3 separate regions of the Homo sapiens genome follow, and regions 2 and 3 are each linked to region 1. A link is a contact called in ENCODE Hi-C or POLR2A ChIA-PET data. All regions are on one chromosome and are shown on one strand. The core of a region is the stretch at or near the end of the contact, and the rest is flanking DNA. Distances in the headings are between cores, read along the strand shown.

Region 1 (4,266 bases), core at 519-3,018:
TGGGATGCAGACAGTGCGCCCATGCCCATTTTATAGTGCTTGGAGCATGAGTTTACTATTTATAATGACCACGGAGTTTAGAGCTATTTTATTATTGCATTCCTGACAGAAATTATCAAATCATATCTGATGTGCTTGATGTCAAGTCCCTAACCCAGAATGTAAGTCCAAATTTATAACTTCATTATTTGTTTGTTTGTTTGTTTGTTTGTTTTGAGAGGAAGTTTCAGTCTTGTTGCCTAGGCTGGAGTGCAATGGCAAGATCTTAGCTCACTGCAACCTCTGCCTCCTGGATTCAAGCAATTCTCCTGCCTCCGCCTCCTAAGTAGCTGGGATTACAGGCGCAAGCCACCACGCCTGGCTAATTTTTGTATTTTCAGTAGAGACAGGGTTTCACCATGTTAGCCAGGCTGGTCTCAAACTCCTAACATCAGGTGATCCACCCACCTCAGCTTCCCAAAGTGCTGGGATTACAGGCGTGAGCCAATGCACCCGGCTATAACCTCATTATTATGATAAAAAACATACAAACCAGTTTGCAGAAACCTGTTTTATGATGCTCCAATTTATGTGGCAATTTCTAGAAAAAAATTTATGGTGATAAGTGAGAATTGTCAGTCACTGAAACATTAATTACATAGTCAGTGAAGAGCAGGTAAAATATACTTCTGGGCTTCACTTTACATTAGAGATGTTTTTCTGAAACGGTGCCTATGAAACAAATCCTTGTCCCCATTACTTCATATTTATCATTTCAAAGGCACTTTATCTTTATTTCTGGTTGATCACCCTTTGAGGGTGGCATTCCAAAATGTCAGCTCAAAATTTCCCTGCCCTTCGGTTTCTGTGACAAGTAAGTTAACGATCTGTAAATAAATCCTGAAATGTCCTCAGGAATCTGCCACTTGAAGGAATTCTATTAGGATTCTTCCAAAATGCAAACACTTGGCGTGTCATGGGCCTGCCTGAAGTTGTACGCTGGGCTTTCTGGAGGGCAGCAGACCCCTAAGAATAGAGCCCGGGCTTTCCTTTAGTTCCTCTCATTGTTTTTCAGGGACAAAAATCGTTATCTTATATTTTTTTTTTCCAGAGGAGTAGGAGGAAGATCTAAAATAGTTAGGTCTGGCAGCTTAATCTGGGTTGGCTGTCTCTGCCGGCAATCTGTAAAATGTGTTTTTCAAGGATAAGAAGTTTGGGCCCTGGGCCAGAGCTCATGTCTGTCATCAGCGGGAAAATAAATGATCTCTGTAACCTGCTGCTATGCTCTGTTTACCTTTGTGCTTAAACATGAACACCTTGCCTTCCATAGGCCCAGAGCTGCTCAAAGTGGATCCTTTGCTCTTGTCAAACAGAACCTTCATAAATCTGCCATTTGGGTGAGCATGGTGGGGCCAGCTTTTTGTGAGGTGAAACTCCAAACCAGCTTCCATTCTCGGGATTGGTATGTAGTTTTTTCATGTTGCCTAAGAGGCTCAGGAAGGGAACTTGAGGTATTTGTTTTTTCATGCCTGCAAAGGCCATTTCCTAAGAGGTGAGAAGCATATATGCATGCCTGCAAGTACCTGTGAACGTGGGCCACTGAGAGTCTCTGGGGCAAGAGCCCTTCAGGGGAATCTGGTATCTATTCATTATGCAAAACTTCATTCTAGCTAGAACAGGGCCTGGGCTACACTTAAAGCTTAAAGGGATGTCTGTTAAACCATGTTTCCTGTTTCCTGTAGAACTTACCACACTAGTACTGAAAGTGTCATAGCTCAGAGTGGAAGGTTAACGCGTAAGAAAGGGACAGTATTGGCAGAAGGCAAGTGGTGTGACCACTTCCTTCTCCACCCTCTTCTCCCATCCCTTGCCTCCCTGGAAAAGCTGGTTTCCTCAGGAGTCACTCCTTCAGCAGCCGCACAAGGCACACGCCTCGGGGAAGCCGGGCACAGGCTGGGGTTGCCTCCCTCCTGCCCCTGCCCTGCCTCCTGCCCCAGCAGACAGTGAATAAGCCACCTGGTTGGCCCAGCTTCCCGCAGTCCCACTTCTCAAGCTAGGGTACATGTATCTAGGAGGACAGGACTGTGTCGCTGGGAGGTAGAGTGAGACGGATGACAGGAGCCACAGAATCAAAACAGCACAATCGACTCATCAGTTCTTTAACTTGTAAGTTCAAGTCAAACATTACTTTTTATTTTGCTTTACTTACTTGTTTTTTGAGACAGGGTCTTCTCTGTCGCCCAGGCTGGAGTGCAGTGGCACAGTCATGGTTCACTACAGCCTCCAACTCCTGGGCTCCAGTGATCCTCCTGCTTTAGCCTCCCAAGTAGCTGGGACCACAAGCATGCAACACCATAGCTAACTTTTTTTTTTTTTTAAGAGACAGGGTCTCACTATGTTGCCCAGGCTGGTCTCAAACTCCTGGGCCCAAGCAATCTTCCCACCTTGGCCGCCCAAAGTGCTGAAACTATAGGTTTGAGCCACTGTGCCTGGCCAAACATTACTTTTTATAATAAGACGAATATTTTTTTCTGAAATAAGGCCCAATGAAGCCCACCTTGTTTGTGTTTAAGAAGCCATGACCAAAAAGAGCACTACCCATTCCTGCCCAGGCTTGTTGCAGTCACCCATTTAATCGCTCATTCAACTTGAGTGTACTTATGGGGCTCTGGCCAACTGCCAGATGAGAAAGACGCAAGCCCCTCTCAGGAACTCACAGTGTAGCGAGGAGGTAATAGGTTAATGCGTGGTTTCCAGGGAGAAGTTGGAGCTCAGATAGGGGTCAGCAGGAGTGGTTAGGGAAGCCCAGAGAAAAGACCCCAACCCAGCTAGGCACAGCTAAAGAGAGACAGTAGGCACTGCACTGGGGGAAGGAGAGAACTCGTCTACCAAGCAGGTACACTGCCCTGGTCAGGGCTTGCCTGCCCTGGCCTCTGTTTCTTCACCTGCCAGATAGGCAGTTAGAGCAGTGACTCTAAGCCCCTGCCAGACTGATATGTCTGTGGCTCCCTTCACCCACATCTCTGCAGAGCTCAGTAGCTCTCAAAAGGTAGAGCCCAGCCTCAGGGCAGCGCGGTGGTGTATGCTGGGGCTGGGATGTGTCAGGGTCATCCTAACTCCAGGATGCAAAGGTGGCCATTGCTGGCCCCAGGGTTTCATAAATTGCTCCGCACGTGGAGAGTCTGGTGTTGGCAGCATTGGTTCTGATATCCTGCCAACTGAGCATGACGCACAGGCCAGGTGGAATTCAGGGCATGTGCTCACGGAGGAACCACCGTGGATTCTGGCTGTGGCAAAGGTGCTGCAGATTTGCGCCTCAGTTGATTTGTTCCAGGATGGCGAGCACCATGGCCAGCCACACCCCAGGGAACATTCCCCCTGCTCCCTCAGCACCCAGCAGCCTCGCAGCCCAGCAGCCCAGCCCCGCAGCCCTCTCTGGCCATTGATTGCTTAGGCAGTACCTGAAAGAAATCTCACCTCATCTGGTCAGCTAGCCTGGGCTTATCTGTAGGGAATTTCACATCCGCTTCCCCCACCAAAAGACACACATCATTTTGTGTAAATGTGAAACTTCAGGGACTCTTGCCTCATAAATGCATGTGTTTTTTTCTTGTATGCAGTGCTATTTTCAAGACCAATATTTAAGTCTTTCTGATGAATTCCTGCCCATCTGTCAAGATTTAGCTTGAATGGCCTCCTCCTACCCATTCTATGGGCTCCCATAGTCCTTTGTGCACTAGAGCTTGAGAGCACAGCCTTGCAATTTATCTGCTGACACGTCCATCTCACCAGCTGGTCCTGAGCAGATTCTCAAGGGCGGGAACCTTACAGTGGCGGGCTTCCATCACCTAATACTAAGGCCTCTGCTGACACCAAAACTCTGTAAATGTTGCAGTCAATTCTAAGTGTCTTTTTCTCAACTGTTCTCATCTTACTTTTTATGGTTTCAATGCCTTCCACAATGGTTTACTCTCTTATTTAGACTTCATCTATCTCACTGAATGGTGGTGTTGGGTCACCTGGGGTCAGAAAACCAGTGCAAAAATGCTGCCACTCTGGCTGTTACTATTACTGGAAGTGAAGAAACTGTCCTTCTTCTCTGACCCAGGAGCCTCATGTCTTCTACCAACATCCGTGAAATTTTGGCATGTGTGATTATTACCTGCACATGAGATAAGATCTCAGTTCTTGATGGTATGGAATGCTGCAGGGAGAGGAAGTGTGCGTGCACAGGCCCAGAGGCCTAGGGGAGCCCAGCCTGCTCTCGGAACTGCCAGGAGAGCAGAT
Region 2 (4,266 bases), core at 1,231-3,730, 1.8 Mb before region 1:
AACCTCACTCCCCCACTTCACTCAGGACCCTGCCCAGACATCATCTCCTCAGAAAGGCCTTTCCTGACACTGTATCTAAAATTATCTCTCTTCCTCCCTATTACCTGCTTTAATTTTCAGTTACTTCCCAAAATATTTATCCATTACTTATATATTGTTTGTCTTTTATCACCAAATTACAAGTTTCATAAGAGCAGGGTTTTTTTACCTTGTTCACCGCCTGGAACACACTAGCTCAATATACATTCAAACGAATAAATACATGAACAAATGAACTATAAGACACTTAACATAAGTTATTCCAATATTCACTTGCTTTTACATTGAAATAGAAAGGAACTGTCAGCTAATGTGATGAAAAAAATGTTTTACTTAAGTACTTACTCGGCTGATCTGCGTAAGTTCTCAGAGGCACTGCAGAAAGTCCCTGTAGGCCATGAGATATTCGATTGAAATGGCCTCTCTAGAAAAAGAAAATGTCCCTATTATGTAAGATATGAATTCAAAACATAGAACTACTGAAGGTTGATGATAACAGAACAATTTTGGGCAAACGTATCAAGCGAGGATTATTAGTGTATCTTCTTCCATTGCCACACAGAAGCTACAGATCAATATCCCCTCTTTGACAATAACTAATCATTTAAATTTTTCAGCCTCAGCTTGCCACACCCATCTTTTTATTATCAATAGTCAACAAATCATCTCATATTTAACTTAATTTTAAAAACGTATTCAATGGTATTTTTATTCAATTTTCAGAAAACATGGCTAATTATTAGTGCCAGGGATCATTTTAATGTCATAAAGCTCTGAGCCGGCCGTGGTGGCTCACGCCTGTAATGCCAACACTTTGGGAGGCTGAGGTGGGCGGATCACCTGAGGTCAGGAGTTCGAGACCAGCCTGGCCAACATAGTGAAGCCCCGACTCTACTAAAAATACAAGAAAATTAGCCGGGTGTAGTGGTGGGTGCCTGTAATCCCAGCTACTCGGGAGGCCAAGGCAGGAGAATCACTTGAACCCGGGAGGCGGAAGTTGCAGTCAGCTGAGATAGTGCCATTGCACTCTAGCCTGGATGTCAGAGTGAGACTCCGTCTCAAAATAAATAAATAAATAAATAAATAAATAAAGCTCTGAAAGTTCTAACTTAAATACTTGAATAATCTATACATGATAATCTTTTTACCTGTAATTTTTGTTTCCTAACTCTAAGCTAGCGTGTATATACAGTCCGTATTTACTTAGAACAATCTATGAAGATGTTCCTGAGACATCAACTAGGAATAGCAAATTAGACAAGGTAACTTAGGAAAATGCACCAAGTAATGTACTTACGTTCTGGTGCTACTACAGTTTGACAAATTGCATCATAATCTCCCTAATCTCTATATGTGGACGGCTACCATTTCCTAAGGGCAATGAGGCAGAAAGCAAGCAAGCAAATAACCCCTGCTCACAGCAGGAAAATGGGCGGCAGTGACAAAACCTACACTGATGTTTCCTATTCCAAGGCAACTCTTAACATTTGAGGTCAGGACAGCAAACCCAAAAAGCAGCAGATTGACAATCCTGAGTTTCAGTCCCACCTCCGCCGCTCCCTAAAAGCATGACTTGCAGAATGTTACATTAACTTTTGAGAACTCAGGTTCCTCATCTCTGAAACAAAAGGGTTTGATCGCTATATTATTTTTAAGGTCTCCACTAACATAGTACCCAGCCACGGTGCCACATACACACAATTTGGCTGTATCTGGTAAGCAGATTAAAAAGGAGAGTTGTTCTGATAACCTGCTGCAATTAAAGATTTAAGCCTCCAGGAAGTCGTGAGAGATGGCAATGAACACCAGTTGAAAGCTGCCAACACTGACAAGACCTTAGGGGAATTCCGAGGGCTATCTGTTGGAGCTGACTGGATCTAAACCATTCAAGAAGTGACCCCAGGGTTACCTGCCCACTGCATAAACTTAGGCCACTCAGGGATCAGAATTAGGATGAGAAAAAGGCAAATGGTATAAAAAGCCAGACTATACGGGACATGGGTGGCTTACACTTCCTCCAAGGTAGAGGCCTATGTGTGACCGGGATGGCCCTCGGCCCAGGCTTGGGGGTGTGGCATGTGTGACCGCCGGCCGTCACACAACCCGAAAGGACTCGCCACAGCCTGGGCCCAGCCCCGTCCCTCGCCTGCTGCAGGATGAGCGGCCACCTCGGAGCCCAGGGCCGGGCTGAGCCAGTGCAGAGGCGGGGCCAGGGGTGGTGCGGCCCAGGCGCCCGCCTCCGCCAGCCCAACACGGTTAAGCCGCGTACCGGACCCACTGAGCGGGACCTTCCGTGCCTCTGGCTCAACACGACCTCACCTACTCGGCCCTCACCTTGGCCAAGGAGCAGTACACACGACTCCAGCTCTGCATTTTTCCGCTGTATTTTCCTTTCCGCCAATACTTTCACCTCCGCTGGGCGCCTCCGCCGCTCCGCCAAGGTCTCCCCTCCCTGCGCATGCACAGGCGCAGCCTACGTCATCACCCGGGAGCAGCGCGATTGGCCCGCGCGGTTCTACCGCACGAGGCGTTCCTGTCAGGCTCGGCGTCGTACGCTGTCGTAAGGAGCGCAGGGCTTTGTCGCAGCGGGGGTGGTGGTGGGAATGCTTTAGGGGCTGGTGCCAAAATGTCGAGCTACAATGTATTCTTATACTTAGAAGATGAAATAAACAAATAAAACTAGCGTTTGCTTAATGCACATTATCGACAGTAAAGCGTGACAAGTTCAACAAGCTCTTGGTTGTGCTAGGCATTCCTCGGCACTTCCTACAGACATCTCATTTCATCCTTGCAACAACCATATGGAGTATTATTAGTATTTCCATTTCTTGGATGAGACCCAGAGAGGTTAAACAGTGCCCCCAAGGTCTCACAAAGGAGAGATAACTGCGGCCCTGAGGCCAAAACCTTTGGTATTATCTACTGCTTTATACTCGCTCCTCTCAAATGCCATATAAGGGATGGGGCTACAGATTTTGGCATCACCAGCATTCTGCTCTAATTAGCTAACTGACAATACGTAGAGAACACACTTTCTTCTATTTCTTTAGTTGAGAAACACATCTCCCTGGTAAAAAGAGAGTGGGATGGTGGATGAGATTTTAGGTTTTGAGAGAGAATCTGTTGAAAAGGGTTGAAAAACATTGTCTTCAAGATTGAGCACGAAAGTCTAAGGTCTCATTCTTGCCTTGCAATAAGTCTATATAGTGTGAATAAACTTAATTCTACATTTATTGGAAGTCTACCACCCAGGCCTTGTGCTGGGCTAAACACTGGTTAGAAATTACTGCCTATGTTCAGATTTAGATATGAATAATTAAATTTAGTGTTTGTTATAGAGACGGTATTGCTGGCAGCTCTGTCCTGTGACAGGGTCCCAGGCTCCTTTTATCTCGTGACTCTGCCATCATCAGAGCTTGCCTTGCATCTTTCATTCAAGATGGCTGCTCCAGTTTCTACAATCATATCCCCTCATTCCATCTGATTACAAAGCCACACCTAGCTGCAAGGGGATCTGTGAAACATAGTCCTGTCAGCTGAGTGCCTAACTGAAATTGTATTAATAAGCAAGATGAGATGAAGCGAAATTGGGGGACATTGAGCAGCCTCCACCACACAGATGGGGAGAATTGTCTCCTCTCCAGCTTCATGGCAGTCTTTGACATCTGGTCTAGGAGTTACTGCTCCATATGCACAAAATCTCACAATTCTTTCCTGAACTTTCTTGGGCTTTGTTCCCTACTCCTTTGTCCAAAATTACAATATCATATTTTTATTTTTAAAAAATGAAACACTTCCATCCTTTCCAGCTGTCATTCACAAAGCCTAGGGGCTCAACCCAGTATGAGAAGTGAGGCAGGAAATAGATTCCTTACTGCACTCACCATATTTCTCCACATTCCTCCTCATCTCTTGTACCAACTATACCTCTTCTCCTCTCAGCTAGAACAAAAGCCACAACGCATATAAATTAATGCGAACACACGGGAGGTGGAGGGAGCGATGTCAACAATGGACAGCCCACACTAGCAGTGTTTATATTCCAGCTAAGGAATATAACCAGAAATTGGACCACACTTATTTTGCTAACTTGATTTTTTTCACTTAAAACTATCTCATGAGCAACTTTCCATATTCATATTGTGTCCAGAATTGGTGGGTTCTTGGTCTCACTGACTTCAAGAATGAAGCTGCGGACCCTCGCAGTGAGTGTTACAGTTCTTAAAG
Region 3 (4,266 bases), core at 706-3,205, 1.6 Mb before region 1:
TTATGAAATTGAAATTGAGGAGAGTATCATTTTGATGATTAGCCTAACTCTCTTTGGATAATCCTGAATATGGTTTAAATATTTTTTCGAATCTCTCAAAATATGTCATTTCTGACTCATCTGAATTTTGTTGACATTGTTGTATTTTATTCCAGTCGACCATTCTTTGGAAGGTCAAATGAAGGGGTGGCTTGAGCAAAGCCTTTGAAACCTCATGGTCACATTTGTGGTCTTCTGAAAATGTATGAAAGTCCTTCAAGTGGTTCCTCCAATTTGCCTTAGCTCTTCCAATCTTTAGCTTTACTTTCTGATACTAACATGTGAACTACTTAATACAAATTGGAAAAATCAGGGTTGTAAACTTGAATATTTAGTTCAAATTTCCTGACAAAACCAATAGGGTCTTGGTGGGGATGAGGAAATTCCTTAATTATGCCTTTAATGTCTACCTTTGATCATAGTTGATAAGTTAAGGCAGGTTCTCCTCTACCAGATACCAGCCATTCACAAAATGTAGCTAAAACAACAGGAGTGGGAAGAAGGGGAAGGGGAGGAAAAGAAGGAAAGGCTGGGCAGTGTCGTTCAGATGAGGAAGAGATGGGGAATAAAGAGTTGGGGAAGCAGAAGGAGGAGTAAAAGATTTGGCAGTTTTTTTTTTTTTTAATTTAGAAATGGTTTTAGAGGGCTTTTAATTTTCTTCCTGTAGAGGAAGAACTTTGTCAGAGCGCTTTTCAGATGCTTCTAAGTACTGTTAGAAGTAACTCTCCCAATTATTTTCTTTAATTTTAGAAATAGCTTTTTCTAATTGTGCACATAAATAAGCTAATTTAGGTATTTCAAAGATAGCCCACTTTGGTCATTGTTGTTTGGGGTCTTCATGGGTTAAGAAAGACAACTTTTCTAGATATTGACTGGAGGTTGCACCACAATATTATACAGGAATCCAGCTGGAATTTCTAAAGGTGGATCTCTCCTTAAAAAGGAAGACTCAGTTTTAGATGGATGATTGCCCATAATTTGGATTCTCTTTTTAAGTGATCAAAGATGAAATGGGAAAGATGTTTTTGATCTGGTATGTTGCTTAATGGGGATTATTCCTTGAGGTGACACCAGTGAATCACTTCTCTCTTCTTCCCTGTCTTGGTGAAAGCCAGGAATCCTGGGCACTTAAGGCACTAGAAGATCAGCCCTTCATATGTGCCCACCAGGTTAAGCAAGATTTCCTGTGTGTTCTTCTTTGAGAACTCCCTACAGTACTATTGCATGTTAAGAGTAATGAGTTCAGACACTCCCGCAAGACCTTATTAGCCTAAGATGCCTTTTGGCCAGGAGAAACAGTGTCCCTTATCTTTGGTACTTATCTTCATCCTCATAGAAAGCTTTTCTCTCTTTCTTTCTTTTTCTTTCTTTCTCTTTCTTTCTTTCTTTCTTTCCTTCTTTCTTTCTTTCTCTCTTTCTTTCTTTTCTTTTCTTTTTTTTCCTTCCTTCCTTCTTTCTTTCTTTCTTTCTTTTTTTTTTTTTTTTTTTTGGCGGAGTCTCACTTTGTCACCCAGGCTGGAGTGCAATGGTATGATCTTGGCTCACTGCAACCTCTGTTTCCCAAATTCAAGTGATTCTCCTGCCTCAGCCTCTTGAGTAGCTGGGATTACAGGCACATGTCACCACACCCGGCTAATATTTTGTATTTTTTGGTAAAGACAGAGTTTCATCATGTTGACCAGGCTGTTCTTGAATGCCTGGCCTCAAGTGATCTGCCTGCCTAGGGCTCCAAAAGAGCTGGGTTTACAGGCATGAGCCACCGCACCTGGCCATCCTCATAGAAAGTTTTTCTTTTTGGTCACTCAGAAACAAACAAAACAACTTTAGATATGTCAAATGAACCAAGCTTCAGAGTTTAGCCAGGTTTTTTTCTTTTATGCAAATTTTGCTTAAGCCACATTCACTTCCTCTTTTCAGAGAGAGAAACTTTCTTTCCCTGACCAAAATTCAAATGAGAGAAAAAGCTGTACAAATGTTAATGAGCAGTTACAAATAACACTTAACCTTAGAGAAAAGTGAAAACCACAAATCTGTGAACAGAAGAATATCTAGAGAACAGACAAAAACTCTTACCTTAAAGTAGAGCTTCAATTCCAGCTCCATCAAGTGTGGAATTGGGTCACTTGAGTAAAGTCTGATTCTCAACCCAAATCAGGGAGATTCAAAACCTGAGAGGGTCTTCACCGGAGACCCTCTGCTGGCTCCAGTGAAGCCAAGTGAATGAAAACTGTTCATGCTGGTACCAGGATCCTAACTGTGGGCAATGCAGTGGGGAATCAACAGAGGCTTGCTTTAGGTCCTTTCATGGTTGCCAAAATGTCAACTTGAAATAAGCGTCAGAATCTAGTTTGACTTGAAGAGAGTTTATTTTGAATTTTGAAGAGAGTTTATTCAAGTACAAAGTTTGAAGATGGCCTGGGAGACAGATTCCAAAGAATGGAAGTCAGCACTTTGAAGTGTAGAAGTTTGAGGTCACTTAACATAGATAAGGTTTAGAAAGCTTAACAGAATTTCAATATTTTTCTGTATATGGCTGAATGTATAGTTACAGTAATCCAATTAGACAAGGTAATATTTTTCTTTTCAGGAAAGGTCTATTTAACATTCCACACTGAAGATATAAAATTTGGGAGGTAATTAGTGCTACCTTAACTGAGTTAGGTACTGATAGGGTTTGGTTCTGTGTCCCCACCCAAATCTCATAGTGAATTATAATCCCCATAATCCCCATGTATCAAGGGAGGAAACTAGTGGGAAGTGATTGGATCATGGGGGCAGTTTCCCCAATGATGTTCTTGTGATAGTGAGTGAGTTCTCATGAGATCTGATGGTTTTATAAGGGGCTCTTTCCCTTTCATACACTCTCTCTCTCTCTCTCTCTCTCGTCTGCCACCATGTAAGATGTGCCTGCTTCTCTTCTACCATGATTATAAGTTTCCTGAGGCCTCCCCAGCCATGTGGAACTGTGAGTCAATTAAACCTCTTTTCTTTATAAATTACCCAGTCTTGGGCAATTCTTTATAATGGGTGAAAACAGACTAATACAGGTACAAAAAAGGAGGCAGTTAATCTATCACAAAGATCAGTGATTAGAAGGAGGTCTGGTCTCTTGTCTCTCCTCATAATTTACAGAAGAAGAACACTGAAGAAGAGAGTTAATCTATAATCTAAGGAGCAGAAATTACAACTCCATGCTCCATGGCTGAGATCACAGTCACATCTCTCAAGACTTAATGTGTTCTCTGGGGTTCCAAGAGCTTTTAAATTTTATTTATTTTCACATTCTCTATGCCTCATTTTTCTTATCTGAAAATTGGGGGTAATATTACTACTTGCTTCATGGGCTTGCTGCAATATTTAAATGACAAACAGTTCATAATGCAATTAGACCCTAGCACATGGTGAGTGCTCAAGGAACCTTGGCTGCTCTTATCACAAGGATCAGTGTATAGCAGGCATCTAAAAATATGCAAAATAAATTTGAAAAAAGTTTATGGCATAGAAGTAGATAAAGCAATCAGAACCTAGCACATGGTGAGTGCTTATTAAAAAGTACAAGTCCTTTTATTTATTTTTACATATTTATATTTTTGAGATGGGGTCTTGCTATGTTGCCCAGGCTAATCTCCTGGGTTCAAGTGATCCTTCTACTTCAGCCTCTTGTGTAGCTGGGATTACAGGCATATGCAACCATGCTCAGCAGTATGAGTTCTGTTTTTTTTTTTTTTTTTTTTGAGACGGAGTGTCGCTCAGTCACCCAGGCTGGGGTGCACTGGCTGGATCTCAGCTCACTGCAAACTCTGCCTCCCGGGTTTACGCCATTCTCCTGCCTCAGCCTCCCAAGTAGCTGGGACTACAGGCGTCTACCACCACACCTGGCTAATTTTTTTGTATTTTTAGTAGAGACAGGGTTTCACCGTGTTAACCAGGATAGTCTCGATCTCCCGACCTTGTGATCCGCCGCCTCGGCCTCCCAAAGTGCTGGGATTACAGAAGTGAGCTACCTTGCCTGGCCTATGAGTTCTTTTAATAAACAGATTGACTGAGGTAAACTTGGTCACTGTTTTCCACCCAATGACTGTCTTCTTTTCTATTTAGTTTGCCAATCTATCTTACACCTGGATTGTAAGTGATTTGCTGCACCAGTTCAAACTGTGTTTAAGTCATAAAAAGGAAAAGTTTGGAAAACCAAAGTCAGAAATAATTAGCAAGTGAAATTATAATCAA

What was found. Hi-C counts contacts between places; a loop is a spot of excess contacts on that map. ChIA-PET counts read pairs that join two places held with the same protein, here RNA polymerase II (POLR2A). Pooled maps may share reads with other maps.
Region 2: a map with no recorded cell type shows a loop between it and region 1 (5-fold over the local background). The contact joins the promoter of DLD here to the enhancer-like site in region 1. A Hi-C loop is called at or near these places in 1 of 37 single-sample maps with no recorded cell type and 2 of 50 pooled maps. POLR2A ChIA-PET finds 5 or more read pairs at or near these places in 1 of 52 experiments (GM10248).
Region 3: a loop to region 1 is called in a map with no recorded cell type, with 8 times the contacts of the local background. The contact joins two enhancer-like sites. A Hi-C loop is called at or near these places in 2 of 37 single-sample maps with no recorded cell type and 2 of 50 pooled maps.

Annotation. Positions count from the first base shown.
Region 1 is chr7:106,069,178-106,073,443 of GRCh38, reverse strand. No RefSeq gene overlaps it. Among named protein-coding and RNA genes, the nearest start is that of SYPL1, 41 kb to the left of the region's middle. RefSeq lists an enhancer at 1,067-1,361. Within about 2 kb of position 1,768, at least 28 of the 41 ENCODE cell types and tissues checked have a DNase peak (open chromatin) inside an H3K27ac peak, as active enhancers do.
Region 2 is chr7:107,889,397-107,893,662 of GRCh38, reverse strand. DLD (dihydrolipoamide dehydrogenase) reads right to left here and starts at 2,480. Exons shown (of 14, transcript NM_000108.5): 1 at 2,374-2,480; 2 at 385-463. The coding sequence starts at 2,412. RefSeq lists a silencer at 2,140-2,249 and enhancers at 2,310-2,549, 2,060-2,742, 2,700-2,779.
Region 3 is chr7:107,636,445-107,640,710 of GRCh38, reverse strand. No RefSeq gene overlaps it. Among named protein-coding and RNA genes, the nearest start is that of SLC26A4, 22 kb to the left of the region's middle. RefSeq lists an enhancer at 1,994-2,143. Within about 2 kb of position 1,955, at least 3 of the 41 ENCODE cell types and tissues checked have a DNase peak (open chromatin) inside an H3K27ac peak, as active enhancers do.